Linked DNA regions of Homo sapiens: region 1 is linked to region 2. The links are chromatin contacts, found by Hi-C or POLR2A ChIA-PET in ENCODE. All regions are on one chromosome and are shown on one strand. Each heading gives the region's core, a stretch centred on a gene start or an enhancer-like site at or near the end of the contact. The rest is flanking DNA. Distances are from core to core; before and after follow the strand shown.

The links. Hi-C counts contacts between places; a loop is a spot of excess contacts on that map. ChIA-PET counts read pairs that join two places held with the same protein, here RNA polymerase II (POLR2A). Pooled maps may share reads with other maps.
Region 1: a loop to region 2 is called in a pooled map, with 4 times the contacts of the local background. The contact joins the promoter of AP1G2 here to the promoter of TEP1 in region 2. A Hi-C loop is called at or near these places in 2 of 50 pooled maps. POLR2A ChIA-PET finds 5 or more read pairs at or near these places in 2 of 52 experiments (OCI-LY7 and activated B cell).

What each region holds. Positions count from the first base shown.
Region 1 is chr14:23,565,479-23,569,998 of GRCh38, reverse strand. AP1G2 (adaptor related protein complex 1 subunit gamma 2) reads left to right here and starts at 2,208. Exons shown (of 22, transcript NM_003917.5): 1 at 2,208-2,260; 2 at 2,680-2,888; 3 at 3,313-3,437; 4 at 3,580-3,721; 5 at 3,839-3,935; 6 at 4,107-4,183; 7 at 4,298-4,393. The coding sequence starts at 2,685. JPH4 (junctophilin 4) reads left to right here. Exons shown (of 6, transcript NM_001146028.2): 6 at 282-1,961. The coding sequence ends at 365. It overlaps AP1G2-AS1 (AP1G2 antisense RNA 1), which reads right to left. Exons shown (of 4, transcript NR_110555.1): 3 at 2,577-4,520; 4 at 1,923-2,310. RefSeq lists silencers at 1,017-1,116, 2,106-2,155 and enhancers at 2,636-2,875, 2,906-2,995.
Region 2 is chr14:20,410,859-20,414,939 of GRCh38, reverse strand. TEP1 (telomerase associated protein 1) reads left to right here and starts at 1,439. Exons shown (of 55, transcript NM_007110.5): 1 at 1,439-1,535. RefSeq lists enhancers at 1,236-1,285, 1,786-1,855, 2,406-2,575, 1,685-2,601.

The sequences.
Region 1 (4,520 bases), core at 959-3,458, 3.2 Mb before region 2:
AAGGCCAGGCACCTCCTGCCTGGGACACATGATATGCTGATGGGAGGGGACTAGAGGGAGGAGGTGGAAGGGCTGTCCCTGCATTGAAGGTGTCAGAGGAAAGGTGGGGCCCTGCCTGGGAGAAGAGGGGGTTTTGCAATCCAAAACAAATGTTGGCGATCCCCCTGCTCCAGGCTGTGCAGGGAGGTGCCTGAGACCCTTCAGCTCTGCCACCTCAGTCAGGGCAGGAAGGTGGGCCCTGTCCTCGGGGACTGAGTCTGCTTCCCCCTCTGTCTCTCTAGGGAGCTGCCAACCCCCTGGTGGTGGGAGCCGTGGCCCTCCTGGACCTCAGCCTGGCATTCCTGTTCTCCCAGCTCCTCACCTGAGGCTACTTCCTGGCCTGGTTCTGGCTTTGGTTGCGTGCCTCTTCACCCCTTTGACCTGCCTTTTTTCTCTTCTCCTCTTCCTGGCTGTGTTTTCTCCTATCTTTCTTTCTCTTCTTCCTTTCTTTTCTGTGCTCCTTTGTTTTTTTCTCTCGCTTTTTCTTTCCCTGTCTTCTTTCAGATTATCTCATTTCTTCTGGATCTGTCTCTGTATTCCTCACTCCCTTCCCCATCCCAACCCCTTCTTTCTCTAGATTGTTTACATATGAAGGGCTTTTCTCTCTCAGAGTTGCTGTCTTCTCTGAGACACACAAATCTAAGTCAGACCATTGCTCCACGCCCTCCCACCTTTTCTTTAGACCTCAACTTCGCTGCGGGTGGGGGTTTGGTGTCCTAAGGAGACTCCTGGAAGCTGAATGGAGAGGAGGAAGAAAATGAAGAAGGAGTGATTGAATGTCGGGCAAGGCACTGGCTGAGCTGCTGTGGCTCCCTAGCCTAAGGGGCCTGCTGTCCCTCTGAGGCCTAGTGAAAAAGCTGCAGGAGGTGCATCCTCCACCTCTAATCTTGGAGGCTATTATCTTACCTCCAAGCACTGAGCTGGGTTACTGCCCAATTCCATCCTTCCCTGAAGGAGAGAAGGGAAGTGAAAAGTAGAGTAACTCCCCAGCATTTCCCTCTTTTTCTCCTCATCGGCCAGCCCCTCCTCCAGCCCCCTCTGGTGGCATGCCATGCCAAGAGCAACGTGTAAAGGAACAGAGAATATCCAATGCAGTCAAGTCCACCCTGCCCAGACTTTGCCACTGACTTCTCCCACCCTTCTGTCTCCCCCATAATAGTTTATTTGGTTGGTCTGGACTCACTTGTGGCCTTTGATTAAATTCCTAAGGGGCCTGAAGAAGACATTTCTACTGCAGAGGGTTAGAGGCACTTGAGCAAGGCCCCCACATCCCAACTCTGGGAGTTGTGGTGGGAGGAGGCACTTCTGGGGGATAGGACCAGACAAGATAACAGGAGCTCACATGGAAGCAGAAGCTGTGACAAGTTTAGTAGTCCCAAAATGGGTTATATCCCTTCCCCCTTTACATCAGAATCTTGTGAAATGGGAAAACAACAGAAGGAGGGGATCAAAGATAGCTGATCTCACATGCTTCCCAGGCAGGGCAGAGGTGGGAGTCAAACCCGGGTGACAGGTGGGTGGAGAGCCCTGTTTGAGGTTGTGGCTGATCCCTCTCTGGTATTAGTTTTTCCCCTGGGAGCAGGAAGCCCTAGGAAGAGGGGACTGCAGGGTCCCCAGGGGATCTTTCCTCCCTCCCCTGCATGAGGCAGAGGCAAGCTGCCTGCCAACCCCCTCCCTCAAGGAATGGCCTTGCCCAGGAATGCCCACCACACATACCCTCTTCTTTTTTTCTAGTCAAACTCTTGTTTATTCCTTGGCTTGCCTCCCTCCTTCCTCCCCTCTCAACCTTTACTTCTGATTTCTATTTCATGGAATTTGGGATTGAAGTTAAACTACAACAGTGCCGCCAACACCAAGTCTTGCAGGAAAAAAATACAAAGAAATTTAACAAAAAAAATATATTAATAAAAAAGTTCAAAAAAGGGGGGGGATTGTCATCTCCTTTGGGGTGCGATGGCTTCAAATCCAAACTGAGGCTCTCCGGGTGGTAAGGATGTGCGAGGAGGCCTCTTGAAGAACTCCAGGCCTATCATGCTGTCTCTCCGCTAAAGCCTGAGGCCCGAGGTCAGAGGATTCAGGAAGGCTCTGCAGTCGGCCCAGGAGGGCGGGGTCCCGTGGTGGAGGCGGGGAGAGGGAAGGACCGCACGGAGCACCAACCCCTGCTCGGCCCCGTACCAGGAAGCGCTGGGGGGCAGAGGAGCGGAGTTGAGGCAGAAGCCAGGTGAGGCTGGAGTCCTGGGGTAGGCAGGCTGTCGCTGCCGCTGCCGCTGCCTGAGATGGAAATCGGGGGAGGAAGCTCGCGGAAGAAACAGCGGAGGGTCGTGGAAAAAAAAGCAATGGCTGAGCTAGGGATGGGGTACCAGGTAGGGGGAGGAAACGGTAGAGAGAAATAGGTGGGGCTCCCGCGCATGCTCAATAGGAAGGGGCGCCGGTGGGGTGCGGACGCATGCGTAGTGGGCTTCTCGGGCGGTGGGGTGGGCGCGGAATTTGGAGACCCACTTCGGGAAAGGTAAAATGCGGGCGCAATTTTAGGGTACCTGTGGGACCCGGGCTCTTAGGGTCTTGACACAGGACGGGCCTGGGCCGAAAGCCCAGGCACGCCCGACCAGAGAGTGTTTCTCCACTCCCGGACTCTGCCAGTCAGGATGGTGGTGCCTTCGCTGAAGCTTCAGGACCTCATCGAAGAGATTCGCGGGGCCAAGACTCAGGCCCAGGAGCGGGAGGTGATCCAAAAGGAGTGTGCCCACATCCGGGCCTCCTTCCGCGACGGGGACCCAGTGCACAGGCACCGGCAGCTGGCCAAACTGCTCTACGTCCACATGTTGGGCTACCCCGCCCACTTTGGACAGGTACTGGCCAGGAATACCTCCCTCCTGAGCTTGATGAAGGCTAGTGGGGCAGAGTCCCAGACTCTCTCACCTGTTTATGCCCTGGTTTTTTAAATTCTACAATTTCAGAGTCTTCACAGCCTGCACTGCAAACCTCTTTCCCCATTGCTACCCCTACTGGTCATCAGCTGGCCTGAACCCTTCATTCTCTGGCCAGCCTCCTTTAGGGCAGGCATCTCCTCCTCTCCGCTCCCATCCTCCTCAACTCCTAGTTCCTCCTACCCACTAACGCCTGAATTTCCTAAGCTTCTCCTCTTGTTGAAGGGAGAGTGATGAGATATGATGCCCCACAGGTTAATCTGGTTTTAAAGAGGAAGATGGAACAGGGATGTGAGTGTCTATGGTTTCACCCCTGCCTCTTCCTGGTCTGCCCCCTTCACTATAGATGGAGTGCCTGAAACTGATCGCCTCCTCCAGATTCACAGACAAGAGGGTGGGCTACCTGGGGGCCATGCTTCTATTGGATGAGAGGCACGATGCCCACCTGCTCATTACCAACAGCATCAAGAAGTGAGAGGGTTCTGGCAATCACTTGGAATCAGGGAGATGGGAGAGTAGGGACCTTGGAAATCCCAGGGGACTGCCTGTTGTGGGTATTGAAAAGGACTGATTTTCTCAGAGGTTTGACTGACCGTCCTCCCAAACCCTGCAGTGACCTGAGCCAGGGGATTCAGCCAGTACAAGGCCTGGCCTTGTGCACTTTGAGCACCATGGGCTCTGCTGAGATGTGCCGAGACCTGGCCCCAGAGGTGGAGAAACTGCTCCTGCAGCCCAGTCCCTACGTGCGCAAGAAGGTGAGATGGCGGGACTCCTGGCACGTGCTCCTGCACACTGCCTGCTGCGTGCTATATAGTAGTAGATGCAGGGGTCCATCTCCTCTGACCCCTGTCTGAGGCCCCTGACCTCTGCAGGCTATTCTGACTGCAGTGCACATGATCCGGAAGGTCCCTGAACTCTCCAGTGTCTTCCTCCCACCCTGTGCCCAACTGCTTCATGAGCGTCACCATGGTAAGGCTGTGGGGCCCCCCATCCTTTGCTTCAGGTCTATGGACAGAAGAATTGAAAATCGGATGGGAACCCCAGCTCACAGGAGAAGGGTAGTGCACACACACAGGCACACACGCAATAGACTCTCTTGCCCCTGGCCCCCACCATTCACTTCCCCGACGCTGACCCCAGGCATCCTGCTGGGCACCATCACGCTGATCACGGAGCTCTGCGAACGAAGCCCTGCAGCCCTCAGGCACTTCCGAAAGGTGGGCTGGTGAAGGGGCAGGCCCTGGGCCTGGAAGACAGGGTCAGTGGGGAAGGAATGGGGCTTTAGCTGGAGAGGATTAGAACGAATGCCCAAAGTTGTGCCCTCCCTCCAGGTGGTACCCCAGCTGGTACACATCCTCCGGACTCTGGTGACAATGGGATACTCCACAGAACACAGCATATCTGGAGTCAGCGACCCCTTCCTGCAGGTGGGGTGACCTTTCACTGCTGTATCCCTGGATCAGAGAGGGCATAGCAGTAAGACCATGACCAGTGGTTTCCTCCCAGAGAACACTGGTTCTCTCAGTGTCCTGGGCAGCAGAGTAGCAGGCACAG
Region 2 (4,081 bases), core at 190-2,689:
GGTGGCTTATGCCTGTAATCCAAGCACTTTGGGAGGCCAAGGTAGGAGGACTATTTGAGCCCTGGAGGTAGAGAGCCTGGGCAACATAGCAAAACCCTGTCTCTACTTTTTGTCTTTAAATTTTGGTTTAAAATTGTGCGTGGGGGTAAGTTACATTCTTTACGAATTATGTTTCAGAAAAATAAAAAGAGCTTTAAAATATTTGTTATAAAAAGGAAATGTTTTAGTTCAGGTTGCTATAACAAATTACCGTAGACCGGGTGGCTTAAACAACAAATATTATTTCTCACAGTTCTAGAGAATGGAAGTCCAAGATCAGATTGCCAGCATGGTCTGCCTCTGAAGATGAGGGTCTTCCTTGGGATTGCAGATGGCTGTTTTCTTGTATCCTCATATCGTGGAAAAAGAGCTAGCTAGCTCTTCCGTCTCTCCTTATGAGGCCACCAATCCCATTTATGAGTATTCTAAACTCCATGACCTAATGACCTCCCAGAGATCCCACCCTAAATACCATCGCATTGGGATTAGGGTTTCAATATATAAATTTTGGGGAGACACAAACATAAAGACCATTGCAGGGAGTGTTGGGACTGGTGGCAATAGAGGTTTCTAAGGAAGGAAAGGGGTACTGGCTCAGTTAATAGAGGACAGAATGCCCTCAATTCTGAGCGGAAGCTCAGCTGTTACCTGAGACTCAAGGGTACCTCTCTAAGGAAAGCAATGATATTTTCCAGAAGACAGCTAATCTGCTTTATATAAAGGCAGAAAGCATATTTCTCCTGCTACTATGTTTGGTCCTCTCTTTATGAAGCTAGGATTATTAACCTAAGGGTCACTTGTCTCTTTCCTAAGCCTGGTTCCATCTTCCTGGAAAGGGTTCAGCATTAATCATTCAGGATGGCTCCAGATAGATTCTGTGTGATCCACGGATCTCTCTTCTGATCAACAGGAGGGGAGGCACTTGCTCTCAGTTCAGCGAACTTTGATTGACTGATGTCTACACTTGGTTACAGGCGGTTGCTTTCCGCTTTCCGTCTCCTTTTAAGGAGTTCCTCAAAGGAACTTTAGGATGAATTGAGTCTGACCGTCTTTGATATTAGGAAGGAGAGGTGTACAGCTAGGCAGCGAGCATGCTAAAATCTTTTCCAGGAAACGGTGTTTGAAGAGTTAATGGGAGAAAAAAAGACGAAAATTAGCCAGAGGAGACGAATTTGGTAGAGGGGGAAGCCCTAGGGACAGGAGAAAATAGGACCAGAAAGGGAAAAAAAATAGAAACAATAACAAACTAAACTCGGGCCCCAGAAAAGGCGGCAGGGGTCCTGGGCATTCGCGTCGCAGCCCTGGCATGTCGTCTTGCCCGGCCCTCGGCTCGCTGCCCTTCCAGCAGCTGCTGCGCCCCGCCCGGGCCCGAGAGTCTCCGCCCGCACCGTCTCTTCTCAGATCCGCATCCGGCTCCTCCCCCGGCTGCCACCCTTCCCACCGGCAGAATCCAGAGCGAAGTTTCTGCTTCCTGCTGCGGGAATCGGACGCCCCAGGTCAGGCACCCAGGGTTTCCAGCCCCAGTCTAAGGTAGGGTCCGAGCGCAGGCAGAACTTGCCCTGGCCCTGGGTCTAGGGCGCTGGGCTCTGAGGCTGAGAGCTGGGTGGGAAGTGCCTGGCGGGGCCGGTTAGGAACCACCCGAGACTCAGCTAGGGGTGCATCCACCCTGCTCCTCCCGGCGGCTCCGGGAAGGGGAGGGAGTGTATACTGCGTGAAAGGGGAGGTGAGAAAGGAGGAGGAGAAGGCTGAAGGAGAGGGAGGGACAGGAAGAGAGACCACGTAAGAATCATCCCCTCTTACTTCCTTGCCCTGTGTGCCCATCGAAAGGGGACAGTGGCTGTCACCAACAAATGGTAGTATGAGAACCGTTTGTGATAATAGAAACCCAGACTGTGCTTAAATGTGCTAGACTACCATACAGCCACTTGAAGAGTGAGGTGGAGGCCGGGCGCGGTGGTTCACGCCTGTAATCCCAGCACTTTGGGAGGCGGAGGTTGGGGATCACCTGAGGTCAGGAGTTTGAGACCAGCCTGACCAACATGGTGAAAACCCTCTCTACTGAAAATACAAAAAAATTAGCCGGGCATGGTGGTGGGCGCCTGTAATCCCAGTTACTCGGAAGGCTAAGGCAGGAGAATCGCTTGAACTCGGCAGGCAGAGATTGCAGTGAGCTGAACAACAGAGCCAGACTCCGCCTCAAAAAAAAAAAAAAAAAAAAAAGGAAAGAGTGAGGTGGGTATTAATGTGTTAACAGGGCAAGGTCTCTGAGATATACTAAGTGCAGAATAGCATCTAACTTATGATCCTGTTTGTGTAAAGCAAAAGCAAAAGCAGTGGTGATGGTGAAGGCATGTATTTGCATATGCATAGAAACTGTGAAACTGTTAGTATAAAACTGTGAGCAATGTTTACTTCCAGAGAAGGGAACTAGAGATGGAAGTGGGGACGGAACTTTAACTTTCCATTTGTGGTTCAGCCGAATCTCCTTTCAAAAACTCCAGGGTGCAAAACAATAAAATGAGCAAAATAGTGAGACTGTCCTTTTAAGGATAGGACAGTCTCACTATGTTGCTCAAATAAACTGTCCTTATTTTTCTGTTTATTTTTGGCTTGAGATCTCTTTTAAAAAAAATCTGAGTCAATTCTGAGTTTCCCCACTCCTTTCCTTGGGGGCTTATATAGGGCAACGACATGAGCAAAGTGTATTGGGCACAGAAGCCATCATTTTTTACGTGTTTGTCACACTGACGTCCAGTGAGATATTGTTGTCCTTTTTGGCCCTGGATTGTTAGTCATTCAGGTCTTCTTGGAAGTGTTCTGTACTTTTGTCCCTAAGCTTTTTCACACTAAGTTTAGGTGGTTGACTTAACAATATTATTCCCAAAATATTTACATATGAATGAGAGATTAGCCTTTGTCCAAATAAGTAAGAAAATACATTCCTTTTTTTTTTTAAATAGAGGTCTCACTATGTTGCCCAGGCTGGTCTTGAACTCCTGACCTCAAGTGATTCTCCCACCTCAGCCTCCCAAAATGCTAGGATTACAGGTGTGAGCCACCACACCCAGCCAGAAAATAGGTTCCTGATGGTATAATTCAAGCATTCTGTTAGGCAGAGGTTTCTAATTTTCAGTTTATGGAGATCCTGGGAGGTCCATAAATGGGCTTCATAGACACTCTGAAAATTGAGCACAAAACAGTATATACTTTTTTTTTTTCTGTGAAAAAGCTCCATAGCTTTTACCAGATTCTCAAAAGCCTCTGAATCCCGCTGACCAGCAATTGTGGGAACAAGGCTAAAAGGGTCTCTCTCCTCAGGAACTTAATGGTCTATTGGGAAGAAAGACAAACAGGTGATGTGCTCTATGATAGGGGACATATGGGTGTTGTGAAAACAAGGAGAAGGCCACCTAAATCAGACTGGGGCTTGGTGTCAGCACAGGCTTTTTGGAGGAGTTGATGAAACTGAAGTCTGTAGAGTGAGAGGAAAGTAGCATTTGGCCTTGTAAAGGAGGGGTGGTATTGGTAGAAGAAAGAGTGTTCCAGGGATCTGCCTGTGCACAGGCCCGTAGTCAAGAGATACCTTGGCAATTAATAAGCTAAATAAAATTTGTATGATTGAAGCTTAGAGTGCTGAGGGTTAGATCGGGGTGTTAGTGAGAGATGATGCTGGGAGGTGACCGGAAGTCGGGTTTTGTGTATGATGCTGAAGATGCAGAGGGGAGCAAGACAAAGGAGCCCTTACCTTAAGGAGTTGTATTTCAGTAAAGAGAAACAATTAGGCTGGGTGCGGTGGCTCACGCCTGTAATCCTAGCACTTTGGGAGGCTGAGGTGGGTGGATCATGAGGTCGGGAGATTGAGACCATCCTGATGAACATGGTGAAACCCTGTCTCTACTACAAATACAAAAATTAGCTGGGTGTGGTGGCAGGCACTTGTAATCCCAGCTACTTGGGGGGCTGAGGCAGGAGAATTACTTGAACCCGGGAAGTCGAGGTTGCAGTGAGCTGAGACTGTGCGACTGCACTCCAGCCAGCAATA